2 separate regions of the Mus musculus genome follow, and region 2 is linked to region 1. Evidence: chromatin loops called from intact Hi-C (ENCODE). Cell type or tissue: left cerebral cortex. All regions are shown on one strand. Links, peaks and the distances in the headings refer to the core of each region. The heading gives the core; the rest is flanking DNA. Region 1 holds the start of Tceanc (transcription elongation factor A (SII) N-terminal and central domain containing). Region 2 has its middle 36 kb from the start of Egfl6.

Evidence for each region. Hi-C counts contacts between places; a loop is a spot of excess contacts. Peaks named below come from ENCODE experiments on the same cell type or tissue, not always from the same donor. Only the 100,000 strongest peaks of a DNase experiment are listed, where the experiment ranks them.
Region 2: a loop joins it to region 1, with 2.1 times the contacts of the local background. A loop is called at or near these places in 4 of 42 quality-filtered maps.

The regions. Positions count from the first base shown.
Region 1 is chrX:166,502,803-166,518,223 of GRCm38, reverse strand. It overlaps Tceanc (transcription elongation factor A (SII) N-terminal and central domain containing), which reads left to right and starts at 7,746. Exons shown (of 5, transcript NM_001007577.2): 1 at 7,746-7,931; 2 at 9,218-9,318; 3 at 10,478-10,515; 4 at 12,388-12,518; 5 at 14,819-15,421. The coding sequence starts at 14,827. In left cerebral cortex, for the core only: a CTCF peak has its summit at 7,777 (motif pointing right); DNase peaks (open chromatin) are centred at 5,965, 7,677 and 8,390; H3K4me3 peaks cover 1,437 bases; H3K27ac peaks cover 1,480 bases.
Region 2 is chrX:166,613,981-166,629,401 of GRCm38, reverse strand. No RefSeq gene overlaps it. Among named protein-coding and RNA genes, the nearest start is that of Egfl6, 36 kb to the right of the region's middle. In left cerebral cortex, for the core only: no CTCF peak of the experiment used is centred there; DNase peaks (open chromatin) are centred at 6,031, 7,576 and 8,302; H3K27ac peaks cover 659 bases.

The DNA of each region.
Region 1 (15,421 bases), core at 4,520-12,519:
GGGTCTTTTGTTAGTCCTCTGCTTATTCAGTTTCCATCAATCTATAGAAGCTTAAGTGTATGGTTTCCCCAAATAAGGTCAGGCGCACACACAGGTTCTGGGGTTAGGAAGGGAGGCAGCACTCTCATTCAACCACACACACTAATCAAATAAGCACACGTTCCTCCCCACCCCCCTCTTCCTCTACACTGCTACTGGGGAGAACAAAAGAAAAATGTTGGGGGGCATGGGTAACAGGACTCAGTGAAGAAACTGACTTCTCTGTCTTCCTTTTTGCTGGCAGATGGAAGGTCCCATCTTTGAACTAAATGAGTGATTTAAGTACTAATGTTAAATGGGACTAGGCATGCTTTTCAAATGTATATATTATATGTGTGTGTGCTTTTATCATGTGTAGTGGTGCTACATGTCTGTAAAAGTAGAGAAAGAAGGATCAGAAATTCAAGGACACTCACAACTACATATGAACTTCGAGGCCAGCATGGGCTACATAAAATCTCTTTTCAGAGGGAAAAAAAAATCATGAAGTGGGCTGAGATCAGGGAGTGGCCCTGCCTGGGGATAAAATAGGTACCCTGACTAGCTGTTTACAAGGTAGGCTTAAAGCTGGTTCTGACTTCATTGGTTTGAGGTTCAGCCTGACCTCCAGGAGTTCTCAAAGTTTATCTGTTACTTTTCTGTTGCTGTGATAGAAACAAAACAAACAAACAAACAAACAAAAAACAAAAAACCCACCGTGACCACAATAATTTATTTGTGCTTATGATTGCAGAGGAGTGCATGTCCACACTGACCTGGAAGGCATGGTGGCAGGAGCAGGAAGCTGAGAGATCACACCTAGACCACTCATGGGAAGTAGAGAGTGCCAACTGGAAGTAGAGTAGGGATTATAAAGTCTCCAAACCCTCTCCCCAGAGAACAGAGGAAGTGACGTACTTCCTTTGCCAAGGTTTACATTCTGTACGTTCCGACCTCCCCAAACACCACCCACTAACTGGGGACCAAGCACTGAAATCCAACAGCCCACCAGGGACAATTCTCGTGCAAGCCACAACACCCGGTGATCCTAAAGTGGGCTTGAGGACCACTCACCTAAGTAGATAATCCTGGAAATCTCTAAAATTACAAGAACTGATCATCTAAGTGTCCATCCAAGAGAATACGAGAACTCCCACACTTTACTGATAGAAGTGTCAATTATAGCAAGCATTTGGGGAAAATATTTGGCAGTGTTGCCAAAACCAAATGCTTGTCCTATTTCCTAACAATTTCACTCCTGAGTAGAACAGGGTACATATTCACCAACAGAAGTGGATGAAAATATCCACAGTAGTTTATTTCATGACTGTCCAAAACCAAAACCAAGGCCAGGTGTGGTGACTCATGCCTTTGATCCCAGCACTTGGGAGGCAGACAGATCTCTGTGAGTTCAAGGCCAGCCATCAATACATAGTGAGTTCCCGGACAGTCAGGGCTATGAAGAGAGACCCTGACTCAAGAGAAAAATGAAAACAATTAAAATGGCCACCAATATCAAAATACATATATTATGTTAGCTGTATACAAACCAAGACTATACAGAATGAAAGCCTGCCAGAGGCAACTTCCATAGACATAAAATTGAGTGAACCAAACTTATATAAACCAGCACTATAAGTCTGTGGTGTGTGGTGTGTGTGTGTGTGTGTATGTGTGTGTGTGTGTGTGTGTGTGTGTGTGTGTGCGTGCGTGTGAGTATGTGTACATGCATGCTGGAGAGGTCAGAAAAGCATGTCAAATCCCCTGTAACTGAAATTATAGCCAGTTGGGAACCACCAGGTGGGTGCTGAGAACTAAACTTGGGTTCTATGAAAGAACAAGCGCTCTTCATTACGAAACCCATCTCTCCAGCTCCTCCATCTTACTTTTTGAGCCAAGAGCTCTCCCCAGTGCTGGAGCTCACTGCTTCAGCTAGGCTGTCTCGCTGCCTCCAACAAGGAAGTTACAGATGTATATAGCATTACACCTAGCTTCTCTGTAGGTGCTGGCAACTGGAACTAAGGTCTTCACATTTGTACAAAAAGCACTTTACCTACTGACTCATCTTCCAGCCCAGTAAGTCTACTTTGAATAAGGTTCAGGCAGATAACACTAAGCTCTGGAGATGGACGTCAGCAAGAACTTACCCTGTGGTAGTAGAATGAACAAACAGGAAGCACTTGAGAGCAAATCTTCCCTCCAGAAGACATATTTTTTTCCAAGATATAATTTTCAGCAGTATCCACTTTAGTGCACTCCCTTGTCAACAAAAGACATCGAACCGAAATCACGAGTCTATGATAATTAAATGTCAAAGGCTAAACCAAACCAGGACTGCGGGTGCACACCTAGAACCACAATACTCAGCAGCTTGAGGCAGGGGGTTCACTGTGTATCCAAGGCCAGCCTGGGCTACAGAGGGAGAGCTTGTCTCCAAAATTAAGGTTTTGTAACAATGAAGTTAGCACTTAGCACAATTTCTGAAAGTGAAAAGCTTTAGCCAGGTGTTGTGGCCTCCGCCTTTAATCTCAGCACTCAGGAGTAAGAAGCAGTCAGATCTTTGAATTTGAGGCCAGCCTGGTCTACAGAGGGAGTTCCAGAACAGCCAGGGCTAAAAGTGAAAAGTCTTTAACCTATGCTATATAAACACACACACACACACACACACACCCCTCCAACCCTGACAGTCTGAGTTTGATCCCTGGAACCCATATGGTATAGAGAACTGATTTTCACAATTTGTTCTCTGACAAATTGTGTGACATGTGTGTGTGTGTGTGTATACACACATACACAATAATAAATAAATGTTATCTTTACACTTTAAATGATATATTTTTTAAAATGTAGCCAGAGATCCAGATGCCCTCCTGAGCCTGGAGAAAGGCTTCAGCTCCCTCTTGCCGACAGACAGTTTTCAGTCCCTGGCCCACCAGCCAGCCACGATCTGACCTGAGCAGACAATAATTTCCTTCTCCTGGAAGATACACTGTTTCTGTGTCCTTTGACTGTGTATGTCTGAGGTATCTGTTGCAGAAGCTAAACCTAGAATTTTTGCTTCTACAATCTTTGTGTTTTTATGTTTCCTGCTGTTCTGAAACTCTTGAAACTTGAAGGGAACAGTTCTCTTTAAAAAAAAAAAAATCCATTATATTCTCTGAGCTTTATGAACATCCCCAGCTAAACCCAAAGTCTGGTCCTGATGTTTAAGAGGAAATGAATGTCAGTCAGCACCTTAGAACCCCAGAAGAGATGCAATTGCTCTGACTTCATTCCATGGACAACATCTGCAGCTTTTTCCTAAGTAAGCCCCTGGAGAGGCCCTTGGAAGGATTTTTGCCTTCGGTTTCTTGGGAATTTACAGGAAAGGGGCTGTCTAGCTGAGCTCAGGAAATCCATGTTGCTACTCAGAGACCTAATTAGGATTGAAAAGTAGTTTGCACTGCACTAAATGACATTGATCCAAGAGCACTTGATCTCGGAGTACTGAAACAGCTGAAAGGTGCCTTTGAAAACAAAGAGCCCAGGGCTGGAGAGGTGGCTCACTGCTTCAGAGCACTTGCTGCTTTTGCACGGGATCCAGTTTCAATCCCCAGCCATCTGTAACTCCCGCTTTAGAGCATCTATCTGATGCTCTCTTGTGGGGTACCAGGTGTTGTGTCTGGCCAGCAGATCACAGCCTGGGTTTTAGCCTGGAAAGGCATTTTGGAAACCTGGAAGAGAAGAGGGGCTAGGTGGCGAGAGAAAGAAATGCAGCTAAGACAGGCATTCTGATCAAAGCTCAATTTTACTGTTCTGCACGCAGTTATAAAGCAGGGGAAGGGGGCCCGATTCCCGCCAATTAGTCTTGGGGTCCAATAGCAGGGTGACCACGTGCACGGCTCCGAACAGCAAAGTGGCAGGTTCTAGCAGTGGGCGTGGCAGAACGATAGAGCCGGCAAGCTCCACCCCTGAGCAAGCAGGTTTCAGGCTGGGGGAGGGGAGACTACAACCAGGTACTCACGCGATATACAGATGATCAGTCAGGCAAAACACTGAGACACATCAACTAGGAAAGTAAACAAATCTTCAAATAAGAGCACCCGAGACAAGACCCAAAGCCTATGTTTAACTCATCATAGAACTCAGTACTTTAATTGACAGTCAGTGGAACATTGCCCCAACCAATAAAATTCTCAGCAGTTTTCCTGGTGTGTATTTCCAGTTCAGTTATGGAGTCATTCCAGATGTGCTGAGCCAGGACAGTTCCACAGAGCTTGCTGCAGTAACTGACATGTTGTCTACCTGTGCCATATACTACAGTACCCATTTTCCACAGTAGCTGATAACTTGGCATTGAGGCAGTGTAACTGAGGAACTGGGTTTTAAATCTTATCTAAACAAAAATAGCTGTAGATGCCCAGTGCAGCGACGAAGGCAGGTCTACACGGGTAACTCTAACTTGCCTCTTAGGTGATACACTGTGTTTTAGAGTTTTTAGATTTCTTTCTTCCTTCACACCCTCTGGTGTCTGGGTCATATCTGGTTTTTTTTTTTTTTTTCAGAATTTTGACTAATGTTTTTCTTTTTTTTTTTCTAATTCTCCTCTGTACAGTAGGGTAGGCAGCTTTTCAAATAGCTTTTACTATTTAGACTAATTCATTCCGGGAAATGTTTAATAGTTTTGGTAGGACTGTTCGGTTTGGGGTATTGATGCACCGCTGAGGATTGAACCTAGGGCATATTTCATGCTCGCACAAACAGTCTAGAGCTCAGCTACACCTTCATCCGGGTACAGTTATTTGCTTTTATAGACTTTTTTGTTTATTTATTTTACGTATTTTTGTTTATTTATTTTTATTTTATGTATATGAGTATCTTGCCTGCATGTATACATGGATGTATACCATGGACATGCCTATGGCCAACAGAGGGTAGAAGGGGACATCAATCCCTGAGTTTCACACAGTTGTGAGCCACCCTATGGGTGCTGAGAGTCAAAGCCCAGATCCTCGGAAAGAGAAACAAGTGCCCTTAACACTGAGCCAGCTCTTCAATCCCTTGTGAAAAATATTATATATTTCAAGAATTGTGCATTACAAATCTCACCAAGGATTTAGTCCCGCTAGGTGACTGCTTAAGGACAATGATGTTTCAAAGCCCTTCATTTACCCCCCCCACCATGCTCCCCTATGCTCCCAGGGGGTCAGGACTGAACTCAAGGCCTAGCGCACCCTAAGTGAGCACTCTCCACTCAGCTGAGTGCTGTATATTGGTATTTGCATATTCCTGAAGGTGGCCAGAGTAACTCAGAAAATGAACCTAAAAGTAACAGAGGACCAGGAAGAAAGAAAGAAAGAAAGAAAGAAAGAAAGAAAGAAAGAGAGAGAGAGAGAGAGAGAGAGAGACCACTAAGGCATATGACATTAAATAGGAGACTACTGACTGCCAGTATACTTGGAGTTCCTACACAGTGAACTGCAGCCTAATCTTGGATGTAAAGAAAGTGCAACTCCAATGGGCAAGCATAACAGCTAAGTCTTAGCCAATCACAGTATTCCAAGTGAGCAGACTGTGTACCCAGAGCCCCATTTGGAGCAGCATCTAGCCAAGCCATTTCTTCGTGATTGTGCTTTCTTTCCATGCGACCAATATTGCCTTGAGAATGCTCTCGGTTTTTCTTCTCTGGTCCTGGGCAGCACTGCCTAATTCACAAATATCAGTCTTTGCTCAAATGAATTCTACTAAAAGTAAGCTATCAAAAATTATCGGGTTTTTTTTTTTTTTTTTTTTTTGTACTAAGCAAAGATTCTTTGTAATTCAAGCCGGGCTCTTCTAGGCCTTGTGTGCGCACATCTTCAGAGGCCAGCTGTAGCAGAGTCCTGATACTTATCATTTACTCAGAGCTTCTCATTCTCACTACACAATCTCGCTCAGCATCTGCTCCAGTTCTCCACTCTGTACCACCCACTTACACCTACACCCCTACTGTCAGATCTGCAGCCAAAATCCCATTGGGTTAGAGCCTAGCTTGGTTTCTGTTGCTGGGATAAACACAGTGGTCAAATACAACTCAGGGAGGAAAGGATTTATTTCATCTGACAGGCTACAGTCCATAATTGAAGGAACTCAGGGCAGGAACTGGAAGCAGGAACCATGGAGGAATGCTACTTACTGCCTTGCTCCCAAGTACACATCAACTACCCTTTTGTATACAGCCCAGGCCTAAGTACTAAGGATAATATGGCCTTCCCACAGAGGGCTGAGCCCGCCTACATTAATTAGAAATAGAGAAAAATGCCACACAGATGTGTACAATTTTTCAATTGAGACTCCTTCTTTCCAGGTGTGTCAAGTTGACAAGCAAGACCTTGCAGTTTTGTAAATCAATTATTTCCGAGAACTTCAACACCAAATGGTGTTACTTTCAGAGTGATAAACCATAGCAAAAAACAAAAAAAAAAAAAAACAAAAAAAAACCAAAAACTTCTAGACTGGGCCTAGTGATACACACCCATAGTATCAGCACTTGGAGAGCAAGAAGATTATCCTAGTTTGAGGACAGCCTGGACTACATAGTTGTAGACCAGGCTAGACTACAGTGTGAGAATCTTGTGTTTAAACCAAACCAAACCCAAACCAAGATTGCTTTGTAATCATACCCTAATACTAACCGTTCAAAACAGAAAAATAATCAGGCATCCCTTATCCTGATCAGTGTGAGTTCCTTGTCCTCCCTCTGCTGAGGTAAAATCTCTTACATTCATGACCAGATCACCCTGCTGTATCCCTGCTATGAACAGATCCAGTACACAACACTGAGGGGTTGCTTCCTTAAATCTTTTCCTGAATTGTTTTGGCATTGGAGGTCAAAGGAGTCTGCCACATTTTCTAGTTCAATTATCACTGTGGTTTTAATCCTTGAAGGCAGACCATGTTCACACATACACTCAGGTTTCTTGTAACTAATTACTGAATGGTTACTACTTCCTTTCATTCTTGTGATGCATGTTATATGCTTGTTGGACTAATTACTGTTAGGCATGACAGTAATTATGGCTTGCCTTTTTGCTGCCTGGTTTGTTAGTTGAGAGAGTCTTACTATGTAACCCTAGCTGGTCAGAAACTTATGGACCTTCTCCCATCTCTGCCTCTGGAGCGCTAGTATTATATGCCACCAGGTTTAGCCATTTTTATATTGATTTAAAAAAAAAAACCCAACCATTTATTATTACAGACCATCACTGTTAGCCATTTATATTTTATTTGATTGTTCTTATGGAGGGTTTTACATTTGTTTATTTTTATTTATTTAGGAAGGCGAGTACCGGGTCCAGCCTGTTTAGTTTTGCCCCAGGCTGTCCTCGAACTCGGGATCCTCCGGTCTCTGTACTTTAGTCTTCAGCCTTTGCCTACTGGGGTCCATCACCACAGCCAGCCTGTTTTTATTTTTGTCCCATCTGTTTTACTGGTTTGACGGAAACTAAAAAGAGTAAGCGCATCAACAAACGTTGCCACTGAAACGCAGCAGCCGGGTTAGTTTCACTTCGGGCCTTAGCTCCTCTCTCAAGGGACCACTCTGCGAGGCCCGCGGCCGCTCTGCGCAGGCGCCAAGTCCAAAGCACCTTAGCGTCCAATCCCACGCCCACGTTGGCTCGCCGGAACCTTAGGACTGGTGCAGGCTCTGTCGTCCGGCCCCAAGAAACGGAAGTTCCCTCCAGGAGGAGGCGGCACCGCCCACTGGAGGGCGGCGCCTGCGCTTCTGGGCGGGCGGTGCTGCGGCCGCTAGGGCAGTGACCGAGCATCTCCGATGGCGGCGTTCCGCCATTTCCGTTACCTCGGCCCCCGCGGAAGGGCTAACTCCCGGGTCCAGTGGAAGGCAATCCCGGCTCGCAGGGGCGCTCTGGTGCTCCCCGTGCCCAGGCTGCTCGAAGGTTGATTTCCTCCTCCCTTTAGGTGCTGTCATTGGAGCGGGCCGGAAGGCGCGCCGCCATGGCTGTACGGCCTCAGGGCCGTCCCCCGGGGTGGATTTCTGCAGGCTTTGTTTAGTAGTCAACCCCACCCACAGGAATCTCTCTGGGCGGGCCGGTTCCTCTCCCTGTCCCTTCCCCCGGGATCCTAACGTGGCTGCCTAAAAACAACGCCCCGCCAGCGTCTCGTGTCCTAGCCCCCCAGCCCCCCATGGCCCGTCCATTCCCTTCTGAGCCAGGGCCTTGAAGCTTGACCGATAAGTTTAGCCTGGAGCTAGAAAATTTCTCTTTTTTTCCCCTCCTGGATGTTGAGAGAGATTTAAAGACTGCTGGTCTGTTCCCTAAGCCTCTGGAAAATTTCACAGTAACTTTCCTGTGCTTTTTCTTCACGTTTGGACGATTTTAGTGCAGATGTGTGTATGCCCTTCCTATAATTGCATATTCCCAGGCGTCTGCATGCATTCAGGCAACACATGGTAGGGCCGACTCTTGCTGTCACTATAAAAGGTTTTGTATGTGCACACACATTGTACACACACACACATATACATACTCATACACACACTGGTAAATGGTAAAATGTACACTCATATATGAACTACAACTGCCATGAAATGTGTCTGATCTGGATTGGAGTGTGTTCGAGTGTAAAGCACAGCAGACTTTTGTTTTTGAGAATTAACACAAAAAGGAATTAAAATACCCTTTTATCAGATTTTGAAAGGACAGTATTGGGGCGAAGCTTAGGTGTAGCTCAGTAGTAGAGCACATACTTTAATCTGCCTAAGGCCCTGGGTATGAACTCTGCCACTGCATTTTAAAGGAAAAATATTTTAGCTAAGTAAAACTAGAATTAATTCCAACAAATTTTAACATACTATCACACATTTAAAAAATATCTTTGTGGCTTGAAATCTTTATATGAGATAGCATTGCTCTACAAAGGGTGCTTTCAAACAGTACCCTGTGGCCAAACACAGACTGCCCACATTCTCTTTTGAAATACAGTCTCTTGTAGCCCTGGCTGGCCTCTTTCTGACCACACTGGCTTTATGAGGTGTGCATAGAGGGGGGTGGGCTTGAGGAGGGTGCAAACTCAGTGCCCTGTGCATGTTAGGTAAGTGCTCCACGAACTGAGCCTCATCTTCAGACCCCCTCCCTCAACACACACACTTTAAAAAATAATTTGTGCTAATCAACTTAGATGTCTTCCTTAATTACTGTCCTCCCCCCTCCCTTTTTTGAGACAGGGTCTGACACTGAACCTGAAGCTCACCAGTTCAGCTAGACTGCCTGGCCAGTGAACTCCAAAGACTGACCTGTCTCTCCCTTCCCGTTGCTGGAATTACAGGTGTGCACCATAAGCCTGGCTTTTTATGTAGATGCTGGGGATCAAGACTCAGGTCCTCATTGCACAGCAAGCAGTTTACCACCTGAGCCATCTTCCCAGTTCCAGCCTGCCTTATTAGGTTTAATTGTATATAGATGTGTGGGTATATGCATGTGAGTGCCAGTCCTACAGGAGGCCAAAGGCATCAGGTTTTCCTAAAGCTGGGTTATAAGCACTTGTGAACTACCCAGTATAGGGTGGGAACTAAAGGGGATGTAGGGGAAGGAGGCAGGAGGGAGGATAGCCCAAGCCCGGCCAGCGTTCCTCCTATGCTCTGGGCAGGCAGACGCCGTAAGGCTGCCAGAAGCTTTCCACTCAGCCCGGGTGGGCATTTAAGCCACTGACCCCACTTGACAGGGGGTGGGGTGGGGTGGACAAGGGGCAGCCCCTGAAACCAGGGCCCCCAGGACAACACCCTGTTGCCCCGGCGTTATGGGAGCAAGGGCTGAAGGAAGAGAGGTAAGGGCTGAAGGAAGAGAGGTTCCCACACAGGTGAGAGTAAGTGTAGGGGGCCTTGATGAGCAGAGACAGTCTATGGTTTTAGAGCTTTATTGTAGAAAGGCAGGGGGAAAGAGAAAAGAAAGGCTAGAGAATAAGAGTAAGAGAGTGAGAGGAGAGGAGAGAAGAGTAAGGGGAGTAAGAGGAAGAGAGCGAGGTGGAGCCAAACAGCTCCTCTTATGGTTTGCTGTAATCTTTACTATTGCTAGGTAACTGGGAGGAGTTTAGCCTGAAGGTCAGAAGCTTGGGACATTGTCTACATGACTACTAGCCATGCTTCTCCTGTGGGGGTTGAGGGGAAAGTAACTTCGACAGGAGCCAGGGTCCAGGAGACACGAGGGAACGCCTTCCATCCCATGTAGGTGGGAATTACCACCACTGGGTCCCGGGGTTCAACATCTAGCCTCAACTGGAAACCAGGCTGTCTGTGCATAGCCCAGTGCCCCACAGTGTAGGTGCTGGAAACTGAACCTGGCTCCTCTAAGATAGCAGTACACAACTGCTTAACCATCACTCCAGCCCCATTCAGTATTTGCTATCTGTTTGTTCTGCTGCAAAAGTAATAGAGTTAAATAGTCCCTGCACCAGAAGTCTAAAGTATTTCCTATCTGTCCTTTTACAGAAAGTATTTGCTGGCCTCCTGTCCTGGAAAAATAGCTGGTATGTAGATATTAAATCTTTTTTAATGTTTTTTTTTTTAAGACAAAGTCTCACTATAAAGCTCATGTTGTCTAGACTTGACAAACATCCTGCCTTAGCCTCCAGAGTGCTAGGATATATGTGTCAGTATACTTAGAAAGATTTATTCATTTTTAAGTTACAGTTAATATATTTGTGGTGTGTGAATGCACATGTCGAAGTCAGAGGAGAACTTGTCAGTTCTCTTACTCTAGTACCTTCTAGGGACTGATCTCATGGTGTCAGGCTTGGAGGGCAAGAGCCTTTACCCACTGAGCCAGTTTGCCAGCCCCTGGCAATTTTTAAAATATTTTTATTATAAATTCACATAATTGTCAGCCACTTATAAAGACTGAGTGATTCATTAAACTATCTCTTTTGATTCACATATTAATCCAGGATGGCAGAGTCACCTTTTTTTAATTTTCTTTTTTATTAGATATTTTCTTTATATATATTTCAAATGCTATCCCGAAAGTTCCCTATACTCTCCCTTCACCCTGCTCCCCTACCCACCCACTCCTGCTTCTTGGCCCTGGTGTTCCCCTGTATAAAGTTTGCAATGCCAAGGGGCCTCTCTTCCCAATGTTAGCCAACTAGGCCATCTTCTGCTACATATGCAGCTAGAGATACGAGCTCTGGGGGCACTGGTTAGTTCATATTGTTGTTCCAAATATAGGGTTGCAGACCCCTTCAGCTCCTTGGGTACTTTCTCTAGCTCCTCCATTGGGGGCCCTGTGTTCCATCTTATAGATGACTGTGAGCATTCACTTCTGTATTTGCCAGGCACTGACAAAGGAGACAGCTATATCAGGGTCCTTTCAGCAAAATTATGCTGGCATATGGGTTTGGTGGTTGATTATAGGATGGATACCCGGGTGGGGTAGTCTCTGGATGGTCCATCCTTTCGTCTTAGCTCCAAACTTTGTCTCTGTAACTCCTTTCATGAGAGTCAGGCATTTTGAAGATGATGAAGTAGAGGCACAGGATGATCACCAACTTGTCTAGTATTCCCTCATTTTGAGGAACTATAGTTTCGTTTTCTTTTCTTTTTTTTTTCTTTCTTTCTTTCTTTCTTTCTTTCTTTTTTTTTTTTTTTTTTGAGACAGGGTTTCTCTGTGTATCCCTGGCTGTCCTGGAGCTCACTTTGTAGACCAGGCTGGCCTCGAACTCAGAAATCCGCCTGACTCTGCCTCCCGAGTGCTGGGATTAAAGGTGTGTGCTACCACTGCCTGGCTGGAACTATAGTTTCTTGAATATCCATATCCAAAAAACTGCTCAGACCTACTTGATTAGCCCACAATGGACACCATTGGGTTTTTTGATCTAGGATTTTTAAAATTTTTTGTTAGCATACAGAATAAATACTAAGGAGTTTCATTTGTTTGGTTTGGTTTTTTTGTTTTGTTTTGTTTTTTTTTGTGAGGGGTGGTTCTTGAGACAAGGTTTCTCTCTGTAACCCTGGCTGTGCTGGAACTCTATCTGTAGACCAGGCTGGCCTCAAATTCACAGAGATCCACCTACCTCTGCCTCCCGAGTGCTGCAATTAAAGGTGTGAGGCACTGGTTCACCATGGGCTCATCCTTACTCAGCTCAGCATCATAGGTTTTGTTTGTAGCTATCATTATGCTTTATTCTAATTTATCTCCCATACCCACTGTCCTTTCCATGTTTCCTTCCCCTCTGATGGATTCCTTTCCATGCTCTAGTTAATGCACCCTTCTGCTTTCATGTCGCATGTATTCGTTACCCTCTCCCCCACCCTCTTCTCGTTATCATTGTTCTATTTTTATGGTAGAAGAGTTCTGAATGACTAAAAAAAGAACTAGAATTGAGGTGGATTTTGTTTTCCAGGACTTTCCAGGATACAGTGAGTGAGTACAAGCAAGTTGCTGTAGAGTGACAAGAACCTCACAAGCTAAAAGAAGAGAAAGCATTTTGGACATTGCGTAACAGAAGAGAATATCTACTAAGGTGCTTGTCAGGTATGTGCAAGGGAACAAAATAAGTATTATTATTTTGTGATAAATATAGAAAAAGATGTTTTTAAATACGGTGTCTTAGGGTTTTACTGCTATGAACAGACACCATGACTGAGGCAAGTCTTATAAAAAACAACATTTAATTAGGGCTGGCTTACAGGTTCAGAGGTTCAGTCCATTATAATCAAGGCATGATGGAGCATGGAGCATGGCAGTATCCAGGCAGGCATGGTGAAGGCAGAGCTGAGAGTTCTATGTCTTCGTCCAAAGGCTGCTAATGGAAGGCTGACTTAGGGTGAGAGTATTAAGCCGACACCCACAGTGACATACCTACTCCAACCAGGTCACACCTATTTTAACAAGGCCACACCTCCAAATGGTGCCACTCCCTGATCCAAGAATATACAAACTATCACATATGGTAAACATGAAAACACTGTAGTTACTTGATGTTTCTCCCAGACTTTCTCAGTTGCTTTATGAAGTTCATATCCCAGGCTTACTGTGCAACTTGAGGTAACCTGAGCAGAAATAGCACCATACACTTGCTCAGTAAACATTCATTGCCTCCCACTGTTAAGAGAGATATATTACAGACTATCAGGAATTGTTTATATCACAACATTTACTGCATTACAATCACAGTTGTAGAGGTTTTCATTTGAATTGTATACAAAAGTATTTTTAATAGTTTCTTATGTAATAGGACTTATTTAACAAAGTCTGAAGTTAGAGAGGTTCTGTGTATCTAGTCCATCAGCAGGACTGCCGCTCTTTTTGGTACTAATGGCAACCTATTGGTCAGGTGGGTGGAGGGGTCAGTTTCTGGGTGTGACTTAAATCACAGTTGGCTGGAGAACTGAACCAATGTCCAAGTCCTACCCTCAAAGGCTCCAGTTCACTCTATCTGGGATGAGGCTCTGGCACTGCTTGATTTAGTTTTTGTTGACTTCCCTGGATGATTCTACTACACAGCCATGATAAGAACCACCTGTGGTGATAGCAGGAAGCCAGGTTTAGGGAGCTGTTGGAGCAAAGGCACAGCTGGGAAATGGAGCTATGCTTGTCTGTGGTTGAGAGTGGTCAAGGCAGAGAGCCAGCATGAGGTGCTGTTTATGGAATCCACTTACAGGCTCCATTCTCGTGGGTGGAGAGAACTGTCTGAAGGACTTTAAGCAGGAGAAACACACACACACACACACACACACACACACACACACACACGAGTTAATATGGCCAACCTCTATCTGCAAGGAAACCCCATGTTATAGCTTCAGTTCCAGGGAGCTCTGATACTTTCTTCTGGCTTCCACAGGTACCAGGCATGTATGTGGTGCACAGACATACATGCAGTACATATAGGCAGGCAAAACATCCATACACATAAAATTACAAAAAAGACCCTACAATAGGAGAATTTTAAAAAATACATATATGTGGTATGTGGCACATGAATTTGCAAAAAGGGATTACTGGTTATTGTTTTTCACAACTTTCTGTAAATCTAGAAGTATTTCCAAATAAAGAATAAGTGGAGCATCTGGATGTGACCTTGTTTTTCCAACAGTCAAATGTCATCACATTGAGTTCTGTTGAATTTCAGGGTTCATTAGACCTGCTTCCCAACCTGTAATGCCTATTTCTTTACATTGATTCAGACATTAGCATCCCTCTTTTGTTTTGTTTCCTTTTTTATATTTAAAAAAGTACCACTACAAATATTATAAAGGCATTAAGTATCTTAGTCTCATGGCTGATTATGAGGAGAAAATAGCCCAGTATTTGCTTAGCATTGTCTTATGGATGCTTATGTGAGCATGATTTTATACCCAAAATGATCATCACATTCCAACCAAGATGAGTCAGGGTCTCATGCATTCCAGACTTGCCTCAGCTTTTCTGTGTATCTAAAGATGGCATTAAACTCCTGTTCTTTCTGTCATCACCCACAAAGTACTGGGATTGCAGATATACGCCACCATGCTAGGTTCCTGAAGAATCTTAATCTAGAAAAATACTGATTTGTATTATTGTGGGAAACTTATAGTGGATATTCTAGAAAGTCTCTGAATATTCTGCTTAAACTTTGCAGAGCCACTTTCCTTCTGTTATTGAGAATCAAAATATTGAAAGTTGAGTAGTTCATGTCACTGTTGTATCTAATTTGCCACACCTGTTTATATTACTCCTTAAGAAAACATCACATGGACAACTGACAGAAGTTCTAGTTTATTATCCAGGAGCTGCAACTAGTAAAGGCCAGCTTAAAAAATTGAACCACCTTTTTCTCTTTTTCTTTGCAGCTGTGAAAATGTCTGACAAGAACCAAATCATTGCCAGGGCTTCCTTGATTGAGCAACTGGTGTCTAAAAGGTATTTTGAGGATATTGGTAAACAGCTTACTGAGCTAGAAATGATTTATGTGTCTAAGGAGCATCTGCAGGAGACAGATGTAGTCAGAGCTGTTTACAGAGTCCTCAAAAACTGCCCATCAGTGACTTTAAAGAAGAAGGCCAAGTGTCTGCTGGCCAAGTGGAGAGGTTTCTATAAGAGTACACACTGCAAACCAAGGCAAAGCCCTAAAGTACTCCACACAAATGCTAATAAAGAAGAAAGTGCAGCAGTTTCTCAGGATGTAAGCCAGGATGAAACCTCAGGCTCTAGCCATAGTGAGATCATGGGTCTCTGCAGTTCTCTCTCTAGGCTGTTACCCCAAGATGCTGCAAAGCCTGCTGCAGCAATTGGATCTGAAAGTAGCACTGCTCAAATGGAAATTAATGAAGGATATTTGAAGGGTGATGACTCTGAATGCACTCGCAAGAGCTCAGGTGTGTTTCAAGGTACTTTAGTGTCTGTGAGATCTAAGTGCGTAGAACTTCTTTACACAGCATTAGCTAGTTCTTGCA
Region 2 (15,421 bases), core at 3,833-11,832, 110 kb before region 1:
AGGTCACATTCTCAAGCCTGGGCCTAAAGACCTAGAATTTTGTTTTTACATTATACTTTTTAAGCTTGATAAATATCTCCCCCACTTTCAAGCCCCGTATTCAGGCCAACTCCTCCAAGAAGCCCCTCTGAGAGAAGACCAAGATGAAATATGAACATTATAACCTCAATATCCCATGCACTCTGATAAGTTTTGCCACAACCTACTATTGTATTTCAGTTTTCCCTATAATTTCTTCCACATGACTTCCAGGGAGCAACTATGAGGTCTAACTCCAAAGCCAGGAAAGGAAGTTCTTAGGAGGCCAAGAAGTTGAAGATGCCGGGAACTACAGGCAGATATGGCATATGTTATTCAACCTAGGGAAAAACCACTAGGCAAGCAGCCATTGGCATGCATCCAGACATATGCCAACACACACAGGCTGAACACATGTCAACACAGGCACACATAGACTGGCCCATAGGATACATGGAGACACACAGACCTACAGACACACACATACACACACACACACAAACACAGAGACAGGCTGGCAAAGGCGAGGGCTCAAGGAAAGGTAGATTCCTGACCTCAGGGCCATATTTCTACAGAATCACAAAAAAGTGGCATGCTACCAAAAATAGTTATATTGCACATTACACCGTTGCTTGCTTTGGGGTTCCTCAACCATCCGATGTCAGTCATTTTGAGCTAACTCACAGCCCTATGTTCACTGTTGGTTATATTTTAACTAACTCATACTGCATAGTCATATCCGTACCATGCTGTTTAGGTCTTCTGTTTATAATCATACTTAAAGCAAACCATTATTTCCTCCCCTCCTGCATATGTGACTTCCAGCTTGGAATGCATTGTATAGTAAGTAACCTCTCAATTCATGCATTCAGTGAACCTTTTTTAACTTAATGATTTATTGATTATTTGGAAATTTCTCATAACAAACATTGGTCTCATTCACTTCCCAGTCCTCCCAGGTCTACCTACCCCCCAACCTTTATGACTACCCCCAAAACAGAAAAGAATACCAAGTTTAATTTATGTTGCCCAAATATTCACTGGAGCATGGTCAAACTCCCAGTGATCAGCCCCCTTAAAGAAAACCGAGTCCTTCCCCATACACCACACCTGCCAGAAGCTGTCAACTATGAAGAACTATACTTCAGCATCCTTATCATAATTTTTAAGAGTTCTCTTCAATGGCTTCTTGTCTAGACTGTTTCCTTTTGGAGGGGGCTCAGGGAGAGTGGCTGTCACAGAAGCCTTCTATGTCTCTCATTCTCAACTATGAGTCTGTGGTTATCCATACCACTGCAAAAGAAGCTGTCTTGCCCCCCCCCCTTTTTATAGTCAGCAGGAGTACAGACATGGACTTCCATATGGTTTCTGGCTACCGCATGGTCCACGGTGCCACAATTTGTAGTTTCATCATTCTCTGCCTACCCAGCTGTGTTCTGCCATCATCATTCAGCGTGAGTTCACTTTTTTAAAGCATATTCCCATGGACCTGCCCTTCTCTAGTCTTTCCAGAAGCACTGAGGGTTCTGCAGTCTTCTCTGCCATTGCCTCATCTCCTCTCAGAGCCTCCACTGGTCATTCCACATAGCTCAAAATAGAAAAGTTGAGGCCAGGCTGGGCTCAAACTCACTATACAACCGCAGATGACCTTGAACTCCTGATCTTCTTGCATCACCTCCAAATGCAAGGATTATAGTCATGTGTCACTAAGCCCAATTTATGGGGTAATGGAGATGAAAACAGGGCATATCATACAATGCTAGACACTACCAACTGAGCTACATCCCCATCCTTTAATGAATCCCTTTTACTACATAGATAACATGCATGTTCTTTCTCAAACATGCTGGGTCTGGATTTCAGCTGCTACCATCTGATTTTCTAATGTGCAGGCCACAATGTAACCCAAATCAGGGCTGCAAAATGTGGTCACAATGGTTTACCACAGCTTCTATTCTAGGCCAAGTTCCTAATTGGGCTCAAGAGCACTCAAGTTACTACTTGCAAGGCACTACAGTGAATTACTGAGCAAACCGAAGCTGAAGTTCCTGTTTCTGTATTTGATTTTCTAGGGCCTCACATCCCTGGTCAGATGAGCTGCCTTCAAGCTCACTCTGAGGCCTAGACCTCCATTTCCTGCTGGCCTAGATTCTCCAGCTGCCGGGTCATTGAAATTCACCTGGTGATTTGGAGAGCCTAGCTTAGTCTTGTTAATGCAGACAGCTCCCCATCCCCCTAATACTCCCACCATCACCATCACTGCTGGTTAGCTTGAGCTCAGTAATCACTCCCTGGGGGGAAAGAATGGGGAGAGAGCTGGCAGGCAGCCCTGTTTCCTGGTTATCTGTTGGACAAATTGCTCTGCTGAGGAAGAACAGACAGCAAAGAGGACTGGTTAGAGAGAGCACAGTACACTCAGTTTTCAGAGTCTACAAATCCCCAGGGACCATAACCTAGCCATGTGGAAAATAGCTAAGAATGCACGCCCAAAAGCTTACCTTGCTTCTCTGATGCAAGCCATACTCTGTTAACCTCATAAAATCTCAAGGCAGCACCCACTATGCTCACGTGACAATGAAATAAAATGACATATCCAATTCTTCCACGACACTAGCTGTATGTGAAAGGCTCCATTGTCACACATGGCCAGTGGTTACCATACTGGACAGCAGAGACAGAGAACATTTTTGTCCTTGCAGACAACACTAGTCTACTGGTCTGGGAATAAGTGACGTTCTGTGTTCTTTGTCCTTCAGTCAGTATGTCCTGAGAACCTTCCTTTTGCTTGTCTTGTTTCTCAGCCACTGCTAGCAGGAGTAGGGCCAGGCAGGGGTTGTCCAAGAAGGCCAAGGCTCTGCGGAGATTCACACCAGCCAAATCCAGTGAATCCACCATCTACAAGTTGTGTTCTTTCCAGCAGAATGCCTCTTCTGCCTTGGCCTCAAATCCCTGGGGCTCAGCCACCCCTAACCAGCTTCACATGGCCCGTTGCCACCCGTACATATTCCACACAAATGAAAGCAAGATTTCTGGAGTGAAAGAAAAGCATGCACTTCTGACATGAGTTTTTAACAATCTTTCCATATGGGAGGCCCGGGACACCCCCCTCTGGATCTCAGATGCTGTGGTTTCTGACATTTTGAAAGCAGCTTTGAATACTTCTGGATTATTTTATAGGCTGAAGAAATTGGAGCCTCATTTTATAGCATACCATAAAAAAAAAAAAAAACTCATCATAGTGCAGAAAAAAATAAGGCCAAATTAAAAGCATATATTCCTAGAATAGCTATTGCCGAATTCTCTTTTTGAAAGTATAACATAAAACTTTAAAAATAAAATACATACCGTACCTTCACCATAGTCAGGATCAAGGAAGGACATAAAATGCTTCTTAAAATACAGTTTATTACATGTGAGTGTGTGTGTGTGTGTGCATGTATATACAAAAACTGAATGCCTTTGTTTTGAGAATCTCCATAATGTCAAGAAGATGACAGAAATACTGATAAGCCCATCCCCAAGAGTTCTGAATCTCAAAAGGGATGATCATCAGTTTGGATACAGCTTAAATTTAAGAAGCACCAAGCTGCTCCAGTGGATAGCCCAGAAGTATACAGACAGCAAAAACTGCTGTCCATGGACAAAGATATATATTATATTATATTATATTATATTATATTATATTATATTATATTATATCATATCATATCATATCATATCATATCATATCATATCATATCATTATATGTGTGTGTTATGCTTTAGTTTTCCCAGTAATTCTTTTTCAGAGACCGTAAGTACAAACTATGAAGAAATGCCATTGACTCAAATAAATATATATTACACCCAACAATCAGCTATATTTTTTTATTTTTTAATTTAATTATTTTATGCATTTTTGTGTTTGTGTATTTCGTTTGCATGTATGTCTGTCCACCACATGTGTGCCTGATGCCCATGGAGGCTCGAAACAGGCATTGGATCCTCTGAAACTGGAGTACAACTGTTTGTGAGCCACCACGTGGGCATTGCGAATTAAACCAGAATCCTCTGAAAGAGTAGCCGGTGCTTTTAATCCATGAACCATCCCTCAAGCCCTATATTCTTTTAAAATTAACAATATTTCATCAGTCCTTTTAGAAAATACCAATGTCTATCATTTTGTTTATAGCAGATTATCTTTCACTAATGAACTTGAGACAAATACAAATCGTATTTTTAAACTCATCAGTTGCTATAAATACATCATTATAAGTAAAGTATCAGGTGCTTCTTATATATTTTATGAAAATAGATCAATCATTGCAAAGGGTATTTTTGCTTTTTTTGGTTTTGTTTTGTTGGTTTTGGGTTTTTGTTTTGTTTTGTTTTGTTTTGTTTTGTTTTGTTTTGTTTTGTTGAGACAGGGTTACAGGGTTACACTGTGTAGCCCTGGCTATTCTGAAATTTGTTCTACAGACCAGAGTGGCCTCAAACTCACAGAGATCCACCTGCCTCTGCCTCTGCCTCCAGAGTACTGGGATTAAAAGTGTGCATCACCCCCAGGCTCAAAGATTCTTTTTAATATATCAGTTGGAAAAACTGATGTATTTCAACATACAAAATTACATTAAGAATAAATTTGTTCTATGTCTCTCTCTCTCTCTCTCTCTCTCTCTCTCTGTCTCTCTCTCTTTCTCCCTCCCTCCCTCCCTCCCTCCCTCCCTCCCTCCCTCCCTCCCTCTCCCTACCCCATTCTCTCTCTATCCTGACCATGGAGACAAACACACAGCTCCAGTTTCAAGTCACAATTCACAGCAAGGTGCTTGAGGATCGATTTATCTTTGTGCAGTTAGACAGATTTTTGATGGATTGTTTAGTCTGAGGATAAATTGCCACGCTGTGGTTCAGATGCAGTAAGGAATATGTGGGAGCCTATTTCAACCAACTGGAGGGATGTTTCAAATGAAAGAAGCACATTCCTTCTCCACTGCCACCCCTCCCCCTGAGATTGGACTTTTGTCCCTGTGTACATTAACAGAAACCTGAAGTTGAAAAGATTCCTCAGGGTTGAGAATATTTACTGCTTTTACAGAGGACCTGAATTTGGTCTCCAATATCCACATTGGGCAGTTCACAACAGCCTGCAACTCCAGCTCTGGAAGTTATTGCCTTTGGTCTTCACAGACAACTGAGGTCACATACTGACAGTCACAGACACAGACACAGACACAGACACATACAGACACACACACACACTCACTCACAGAGAGAGAGAGAGAGAATTAAATAATAAAAAATGAAAATTCAGGTCTGGAGAGATGGCTAAACAGTTAGGAGCACTATGTTTCTCTTCTGGAGGAACTGAGTTCAGTTCCCAGCATGTCAGGTGGCTCACATCTCCTTTAACTCCAACTCCAGAGGATCAGTGCCCTCTTCTGGCCTCCACAGGTACCCGTATACACTCACACAGACACATCAACAAAATAGAAATAAATCTTAGCAGTAAACCTGTAGTAGAGCCTCAACATGAGTTAGGGTCGAACATCATGAAGAAGAGATGCTTTGGCAATAAGGTGCAGGCATAAAGAAACATCTAGGCAGCTTTCTCCAAGGTCACCTTGATCTTACTGTGGACCAATTATGCAATAAGTCTTGCCCTGGGCCATGGCATAAATACTAACTCCCTCACCCGACTCTGAAGCAGACAGAGTCCTTTAGAAAACACCGTATCCCTAGAGCTAATGGATGGTCTGAGTACTGTTTGGGCAAGCTTTCCTAAATACTCCTCTCAAAAGAATTCTTCAGAAAGAATAAATTCTCATTTCCGCTCCCCAGCCAGCGAGTACAGTTGGAGCCCCATTCTGTCTTTCCACTTAGCCTCACAAAATAACAGTTAGTTCACTTCAACACGACAGATATGACTGCTGATCAAAGTAGGGACAACAACAACAAAAGGCCATTCATAATGTGCAGCATCCTCTCCTCTGCCTCCCCATGTATCTTGGGATACAGCTAAAATATGGGTTTGGTCAGAAGCCAGGCCCCATCTGTTTCTTTAAGCACTAAACCCTCTGAGACACCCTGTGGATGGAGAACTTGTGTCTGTACATCTAAGCTGGGCTTGAAATGCCATTTGGTGGAAATATGATACGTTCCTGTTGTGGCTTCAGTGCCTAAAAATCCTGCCATATAAGATAGCCTTGGTGTTTACTGGGTTGATTTGGACAAAATTTGTATGCAATAATAATATGATAAAAGGAATAATATGATATTACATATATTATAATATATATAAATATATATTATATTATACAGCTCTTATCCAACCATGCAAATGAAAAAACAGTCATCTGCTGGCTAAAGCCCATTCTAAGTTCTCATTGTCTGAGGGTCTGGGGGGGCAGTAGGGCAGAGTTGGGGGGAGGGAGAGAGAGATACACTGAGAGGCATCAAGATGAAAGAAACCCACAGGACACTGGAAACCCTCCAACTGTGATCTATCTTTGCCAAAACAGAGCACTGCAAAAAAAAAAAAAAAAAACAATGTATAGCCCATAAACTTAGGGGGAAAAAAGAGTCTCAGAGCCCCTGGCTTAAACTCTTTCCTTGCCTGAGCCTGGCTGCAGCTCAGGCTCAAACCTTTCCTTCAATAAATGGTCTCTTCCTGATACTACCCACTTGTCCCCGTATTGTCATTGTTTGGAGACACCAGGAGCCTGGAAGTATCAGCTGAGCTGAACTTATTCCTACAACTTATATCTGGCAGAAGTCCAAGGACCTAGGAGGAGAAAGTATTTGAGCCCAACCTGAACAATGGGTACAGACAAAAAAAAAAAGGTGACTTCATTTTCAAGGCAAGTGATGGCGATTCAATGTGACTGACACTGTAAGACAGCCTTGTCAAAGTCATGAAGAAAGGTGGCTCTTTGTAATAAGCCAGTACTGTCTCACAGAAGGGTGTGCCATTTCTGAGCTCTGGGTTGCAAATGCACAAGCTGGAGTACAGCTCCCCCTTGTCACTGTAGAGGGAAGGGAGGGGACTTTCTACTGCATACCCACTCGCATTTCTTACGGTTTTTTTCTTACCTAAACATAACTTTAAACACTAAACAGCCCCCAAGTCTATTTGAAATGACTAAGCCGAGAATCCCAAGTTCCTGAAAGCATTTCTCTAGCTTCAGTTTTAAATTCTTCCACCAGTGACTTTGCAGGTAGAAAGAAGATAAAGGCTGTGTGTTGAAACTTTGGTGGAAATTCTGAGGGCTAAGAAGCTGGTGGCATTTCGTAAGTGGCTCCTGAGAGTCACTGTTACAGACAGCCAGGAAGCTGTGTGGGGACAAGCCTGACAGTTCATATGCAAGCAACAATTCCATCTCTCCCAGGGTTCATTTCACAGGTGGATTTTGCCATCCGCTCCCTTGAATGCACTTGACTTTCTAAATCCACTTCTAAGACAAATGAGAACAAAGCATGAAATAGTAGACAAACTCTAGGCCAAATGTATGCAAATGCAGCGTTCTCATTCAGAAGAACTGGGCCAGATTTTGTGGGAGCAGCACAGCTCTGCCCCAGTTCTCAATCCTTGAATAGACTCCGAAGACAATGAACAGAGATGAGGGATTTCCCCTCCCCACTGGGTCTGCTATTTTCCTCATACACATTTGCAGCCTTGGACTGCAATCCAGTTTCAGCATTCCATCATTAGCTTGTCACAGCATCACCATCTTTGGTTGGTTGGTTGGGGGAGGGTTGGTTTTGGTTTTTGTTTGGCCCTGGCCTTTCGCCATACTTAAGCCATATTTCATCCAAGGTCTAGGGCTGAGTCCCGTGCCGCCGCCCCCCCCCCCCGCCCCCAGCCCACTTTCTGATAGGGAGAGAATGATACAGAAACAATAAAGACCAGTTAAGGGAAAAACTGGTTCCTTTTGGTCAAGAAAATGAAATGTCTGACTTGAGTGGAAATAGAAACAACTTAATCCAGTGAGGACAATAAATCACCTGATTACGGAAACGCCCCTCAGAAAGGCAGGCTCCGTAAGCCTCGAGGAAGAGATAAGTGCAATAATTACGGCTTTAATGAGACAATGAACTTTTACTTCCCAGAATTTCCTCCCCCATCACAGTCCTTATGATCCGCCCGGATGTTCAGGTGGGTCGTAACTATTTCTCTCTGTGTCTCTCTCTGTCTCTCTGTGTGTCTCTCTTTTCCAGGCTGCCCAGAGCCTAAGTCTGAGCTAAGTCTGCTTTTTTTCACTCTTTCTCTAAAGCTTCCCTCCCTGCCAAGTGGCTGCTGGTTCACCCTGAGGCTGACCTCCATGCAGGCCTAACCCAAACTGCATGGCACTTTCCCTTCTCCTCTTTGTTCTCCTCCTCCAAGTTGGCTGCTGAGATTTACAGCTTCCCTGCCCTGTGGTTTTCTTTTAAACTCTAGTCAAATTGATCTCCTTGAATAAACGTTGGGTTTGCTTGCCTCGCAAACTTTTCCTGCCTTTTCGCTCATTAAGTAGCAGAGAATGAACCTGCTCTGAACTCCTAAATGGTTTCAGGAAGAGAACAGCAAAACCGCCTGAAGGAAAACAGTGTCCTTGAGACTAGCTAAAAGGCAACTGTGTCCAACAGGCATTCCCGTGGCTTATCCCACAGTCCAAACGTGCCTTCAGTGGAAAATGAAACCCGGAAGTTCATCCATGAAGCAAAAGCTCCGTCAGCAGCATCAGCTGACTGCCTCAAACTCTCCAGGTGATTGTTTGCTCCATGCAGTGAGCACCCCATTTGATGGTGTTATCTCCATCTGTTGCCCTGAACTCTCCCAGCTTAGAACTCCATCTGTGCATTTCCTCTCTCGGTTTCTGCTGGATATTATCAATACCTAATGTACTGATGTTTTGCACTCTGTCTCTCTGTCTCTGTCTGTGTCTCTCTCCTTCCCTCCCTCTCTCCCTTCCCTTTTCTCTCCCCTGCAAAAGTAAGGGCCACAAAATACATCCACCTTAATGTTTTTGTTTTTTGAGCCAGGGCCTCTCACTGGACCTGAAGTTCACCTATGCATCGAGACAGGCTGCCAGCAAGCTCTAGGAATCATCATTCCTCCTCCTTCGGGCTGGCCTTCCAGGCATGCCCAGCTTTTCAAATGGGTGCTAGGGATCCAAAATCCAGTCCTCATGCCCAAGAAGCGCCTATTTGGCCAATTAAGCCATCTCCTCAGTCTTGAGACGGACTGACTTGTACATCAACTCTGAATGTGATCTCAAATGGAAATGGGTGATTCCTAAGCAAAAAGGCATAAGAAAAATGTCTGGCCTGGCCTATGACCATCATCTGGATGTATCTTAGACACCTCTAGCTATAGAAAACATTAGTAACCCAGGGGCCTGGTGGCTGTCTCTGCAATCTATCAAAATGTGTACACCCAAGTCACTTTTCCTGCTGCTGATTGAGTTGGGACATGATTTAAGAGATCCACTGTTAAGAGAAATTACTTTTCTTCTGACGGTGGACTCTGAGACCAAAATACTCAGGCCACTCTGCCACCCTTCTTGGTTGTATTCTAGGATGCTCCAAGCAACCTTCCTCCCTTCTGTCCTTCACACACTTCCACTCCAGCATTGCCTAACATTGTCTATATTTTCTCCCGTGGGCATTGTCCCTAATATAATCCTTGTTCCCTTTCTGACCGACCAAGCTTAATCCATACCCCTCTCTAGGTCTTACTTCGGTTTGCTAGCCCAGGTGTGAGTTTTCTCCCATGCTGTTTTGCATTTTGCCAAGGACCAGCCTCAGCTTGGAGAAGGGTTCTCAGAGTGTTTGAGAGCAGAGAAACAAATGATTCAAAGTCATCTCATGGGTTACTAGCTGGTGGCCTACGCTCTGCTCAAACCAGCTTTCTAGCCAGTTTTCTCTCTGTTCTGCTTTTCCTGGGGATCTCCAGATAGCTCTTTCTCGATTTTCTCATCGAGACAGATTTCCAAGTAGTTCTCTCTTGTTCTAAAACACTCTCTGGACAGCTCATCTAGTGGAGAGCATAAGCCCACTCTTTTATTTTACATATCAATTCAGTCATTCACTGCAGGTTTCCTTTTGATTATTCTACAAATCAGCACCCAAAGACATCAGACCCTCAATTCTCATTAGACTGCAAGCACACATTTTTTTTAACCTTTCAAAAGAATCCAGAGATCTGCTTGCCTTTGTTAAACACTGGGAATAAAATAGCTGGGTGGAACCCCACCCTGAAATTACCGTTTCTACCTTGCCTGGCCCTGGACCTAAATTCCTTCTGTCTCAGGCTCACTTTGAACTCAGGAATCCGGCTGCCTTTGTAAGTATAAGCAAAGAAACTGAGCGGGATGGGATCTCCTGAGATCTCTATCTCCTTCCTTAGCATCTTTCTGACAACTTGGTCCTCAGTGCAGCTGCTTTTGCTCCTTTAGTTCCTTGAAGCCCCTCATCTAATTCATATTACATCCTTATATTTTGCATAGTTGAAAAATTGTATACTTTTGGATTCATGAATTTGGAGCTCTTTCCCACAGCCTTAAGGGTTGTCCTGAAGGTCCCATCGTTCACCATTTTGCTGAGACATTAGACACTCTTTCACCTCCCGGACTCATGCTGCCTCTGATTACCATGGAGACATTAACATTAACAAGTAGGGTGGCATTCCATAAAAGAGGAATGAGGAAATACGTGCATTATTATACCAACAAGCCTTACACCCAAAGCAGCCATGTGGAGGCCCATACGCTGGTGACCCTGTTCCAGGGGCTGGGACCATATCATTCCAACCCTATCAAAGCTATGCTGGACTCAGCAGCATTTCAAGCCAGCTTTATTGGAACGGTAAGTTTTTTCATCCAGATTCTCTGTTCTGATTATTAACAAACCTTAGTCTTTTTCCTCAATCATTTCTGTTTGTGGTATACCCTGCCTGTGATGATTGTTGTGCTGGCTAATTTTATGTCAATTTGATACAAACTAGAGTCATTAGATAGGGGAAAACATCAATTGAGAAGATGCCTCCATAAGATAAATCTGTAGGCAAGCCTATAGGACATTTTCTTAAATGGTGATCCATGAGGGAGGTCTCAGCCCAATGTGGAAGGTGCCATCCCTGATCAGATGGTCCTGGGTTATATAAGAAGGCAGGTTGAGCAATCCCTGAGGATCAAACCAGTAAGCAGCACTCCTCCGTGACCTCTGCATCAGCTTCTACCTCCAGGTTCCAGTTCTGAATTTCTGTCCTGACTTCCTTCAATGATAAACAGTTATAAGGAATGTAAGCAAAATAAACCTCTTCTTACACAGTTTGCTTTCAGTCATGGTGTTTCATCTGTTTCATAACAGTAACCCTAACTAGGATTTGGTTGGGTTTTCTTTTTATGATTTAGATTCTGCCAGGTGTGGTGGCACATGCCAGTCTAAGACTCTGGCTAGCCTTAGCTTACTGGGGACTCCCTGAGTGAACGGCTCAGAGCCAGGAATCGACACAAAAAGCAAGAGGAGTTTATTATTCCAACATGTTAGGGGTGCCCTGCACATGGGGAGAGAACGACCATGCACAGCCCGTCCAGTGAGCCTTTACACAGTTCCCCAGGCAGCAGCCATTAGGCACAATGTGATTGGCAGAACAGTGTGACTTTTAAACTGATTGGTCTATAGGGAATAAGGTGGGTGGCCAACAGTCTTGGTACATGTCTATGAGCTCCAATGCTTGGTTCCTTCTCCCTATGGTCTGGAGGGGGGGGTCTGGTGGAATTTTCTAAAGTTCCTGAGCTAACCTCTTCACCAGTAATCCCAGAACTCCAGAGGCTGAGGTGAGAAGATTGCTGTGAATTTGAGGCCACTCTGGGTTATATAGCACGTACCAGTCAACCAGGGCTGCATATTGACAAGATGGGGGACAAGTATGAATATGATCAAAAATTCATTGTAGAAAATTCTCAGTGGAATGAAGAAAAGATATTTTTTAAGATGTAGTTTATAAATTCCCTAATTATTATAGCAGGTTTAATAAATTCTAGAAAATTCTATCTTTCACTCTTTGGCACAGTCTGGAAAATGCTGATGGCTATTCCTTATTAAGCATGGGTTTTGTTTGATTGGTTGGTTTTGGTTTTTTGAGACAGGGTTTCTCTGTGTAGCCCTGGCTGTCCTGGAACTCACTCTGTAGACCAGGCTGGCCTCGAACTCCAAAATTCGCCTGCCTCTGCCTCCCAAGTGCTGGGATTAAAGGCATGTGCCACCACGCCCGGAAGTTTTTTGGGGTTTTTTGTTTTGTTTGTTTGTTTTGTTTTTTACTTTCTTAAAATTGCTAACTGGGGGCAGTCTAGGATTTGTCTTTCTGAGATGGACTGGAGTTGCCAGAGAGAGCTGTACTTGCAAGATTTGGAAGAATTAAACCAACAAGCATATTACAAATAAGTCATAAAAGGTTTTCCCTTTGGCACAGGAATCCCTGACTCACTGATTATCTGAATGTCTCCCACTGAAGTACACCACTTACCTTCTTTAATGTAATGATTTATTTATTTTATGTGTATATGTGCATTTGTGTATATATGTTTCTGTGTATGCAGGTTTGCATGTCTGTGTGTGTGCATGCACATGTGGAGGCCATAGAACAATCTTGGGTGTCATCCTCAAAAGGCTTTCTACCCTCTTTGAGACAGGGTCTCTCATTGGCTAGAAACTCAGGAACTAGGCTAGACTGGCTGGCCATCAAGTCCCACTCTTGTCTCCGCTTCTCCAGCACTGGGTTTGCAAGCATAAAACACTATGGCCAGCATTTCTTCAGGGGTTCCGGAGATCAAATGCAGTGCCTCATACTTCCATTGCATGCATTTTCATAGACGAAGCAATTTCCTCAGAGCCCCACTCCACACTCCTTTCTTCTTTAGACTCACAAATACAGGTCAAATGTCACCTCAACTCGCTGAAGATGAATTTTGTAGGATAGACTTTTAGTCCATCACATTCTGAGTCAAGTTAGTGAAAAAATGATTTGAATGCAAGATCCACATTTACTTCTAGAAATGAATCATCTATAGATATAGGAATGGTACCAAAATGTCTAAGAGGGGACAGTGGGTGCCTAAGGGATATTAAAAAAGGAAGACTGGCTTTAAAAGTTTTTAAGCAACAAAAAATTGAATCAACTCAAGCAATCAATGAAAATATGATTGTTGGGGGCTAGAGAGATGACTCAGAGATTAAGAACACTTGTTGCTCTTGCAGAGAACCCAGGTTCAGTTCCTAGCCCCTACACATCATGCCTCAAAAGCATCTAATGCCCACTTTTGACCTCCATGCATACCACACACACATGTGATGCACAGGCACACACACAGGCAAAGCATTTGTACTCTTAAAATAAAGAAAGAAATGTAAAAAAATTTTTAAAGAAAATGTGATTATCCTTGGGATTATTTAGACATCTGGATTTAGCTAGTTGATTTAATTTGTGGCCTGCTGCGGTTAAAGCTGCTGGAAGATGCAACTCAGTGGTAGATCTCTTGCCTGGTTTGCGTGAGGCCCAGTACTGACAAAAACATCTGGACAGTGACAATCTTGATTCTCTCTGCTGCTACCTTGACCCACTGTCCACTATTTCTTTCCAACCATGTAGACACAAATAAAATCTAGTGCATACTTTCTGCTTCCACTTAGCTCCTAGGAAAACCTTTTAAATGAACAGCTTTTGTCTCTGATAATTGACAGCCATCAGTTAAAGATAGTCTCTTTGAAGAATTCCCATCTTGTATAGGCACAGAAATACCTCGAAGAAAACAACCACGATCTGCAACACTACAATGTTTTTCCATTTGACAAGTCAAAAAAAAAAGTCAAATATCCCCAAATGCCTTTCAGAGCTGATGACTTTTTAAGGAGAGAAAGGAGAGAGGTAGAATATTTCTAAGGCAACAGATGGAAAGTATTATGGACCACGGTGAAATAGTACTGAATTACACCCAGGAGATCACCCTGGTTATAATTATGAACACTTATGACATGAAGAACTAAATTACTAATGTATAAATGCAGCAACATGAAGCCTTCAACTCTTGGCCAGAGGCATGCAGTTCCACCGCACCATTCTAAAGCCAGTGATTTATATGCGTAATGTTTCCAAGATGAAACCAGCGCTCCCATCCTGATTATTCGAGAAAATGATAAATGGTTCATTTCCCGATGAAAGAGAAGTCGTCTTGGCACTTCATGTGAAACAAAGCACAAAAGAGAGAAAATGTCACTCAGTAAAAACATAAGTGGATTCCCCCCACCCTCCTTTGTGTACTATCTAGCCAAAATGGCATGAAATTGATTGTCTCGTGACTGATTACCTCAGGTGGACCTCATTTCTAGGCCCCAGAAGAAAGGCTTAGAAGCTCACAGGGAGGAGCCAGTGAGCTGCATTGTTGAACTTTCTACACGTGGCAGAGGAAGCTCTATGGTAGAGAGAATGGAGATTGCCTGGAATAATAATTTTAAATCTTGGAGCAACACAAAGTAGGGAGCGCCTGTGCCATTGCCAATAAACGGTGGTATGGCAGGACTGTCTGGACCTGACTGCTGCTGTCTGGACCCGAGGATTAGGAAGAGGAGGCTAGAATTCCCTTGGTGTTCCAAACTGAATTTTTAATAGATCTTAGAAAAGAGGAGAGGGGGGGGGGGCAGCGGGAACTGGGAGAAAAGGACGAAAGGGAAACTGCGGTTGAGATGCAATATATGAAAGAAGAATAAATAAGAATCATTTTTCACCTTTTTCAAATCAGTTATGCCCTTGTATGTCTGATATTATTCATAATTCAGTTTCTCTGAATTTGTCATTCTTTTCTATATTTTTCCAGTCTCCCTGAAAATTATTAGACTGTCCCATACTTCTCTTAATTTCTAGATCAGCTCTACATCATTTCCCACAATCCTTTTTCTCTTCCACAACTACCCTCTCTCCCACAATTCTTTGAAGTCCCCATAGCCCTCCATTGCCTGTCACAGCCTCTGTTCATTCCCACAATTCTTATTATCTCCCCAACTCATCTTCTTTCCCACGATTCCATCTTGCTCCCACAATCTTCATTTTCTCCCAGAGCTCCAGGACCTTGCTGTAATGCTCTTTCAAATCATGATCACAATCTCACCTGTGTCCTACAATCTCCTATGTTCTCCTTAATTCCCATTCCTCCTGTAATTCTCTATAATCCTCAATTGCCTCCTGTAATTTCATGTTTCCTCATATTGCTTATTTCCTCACAGACATTCCTCTACTAAATTCCTTTATTTTCCCACACTTCCATGCGTTTCTCACAATTGTCTTTTTCCTCCCACAACTTCTATTCTCTCCCACAATTCTCTATTATACCCCACAACCCCTCTTTATTCCCAGAATTCTACATGAGGGCCCCAATCCTCCATACCCCCAATA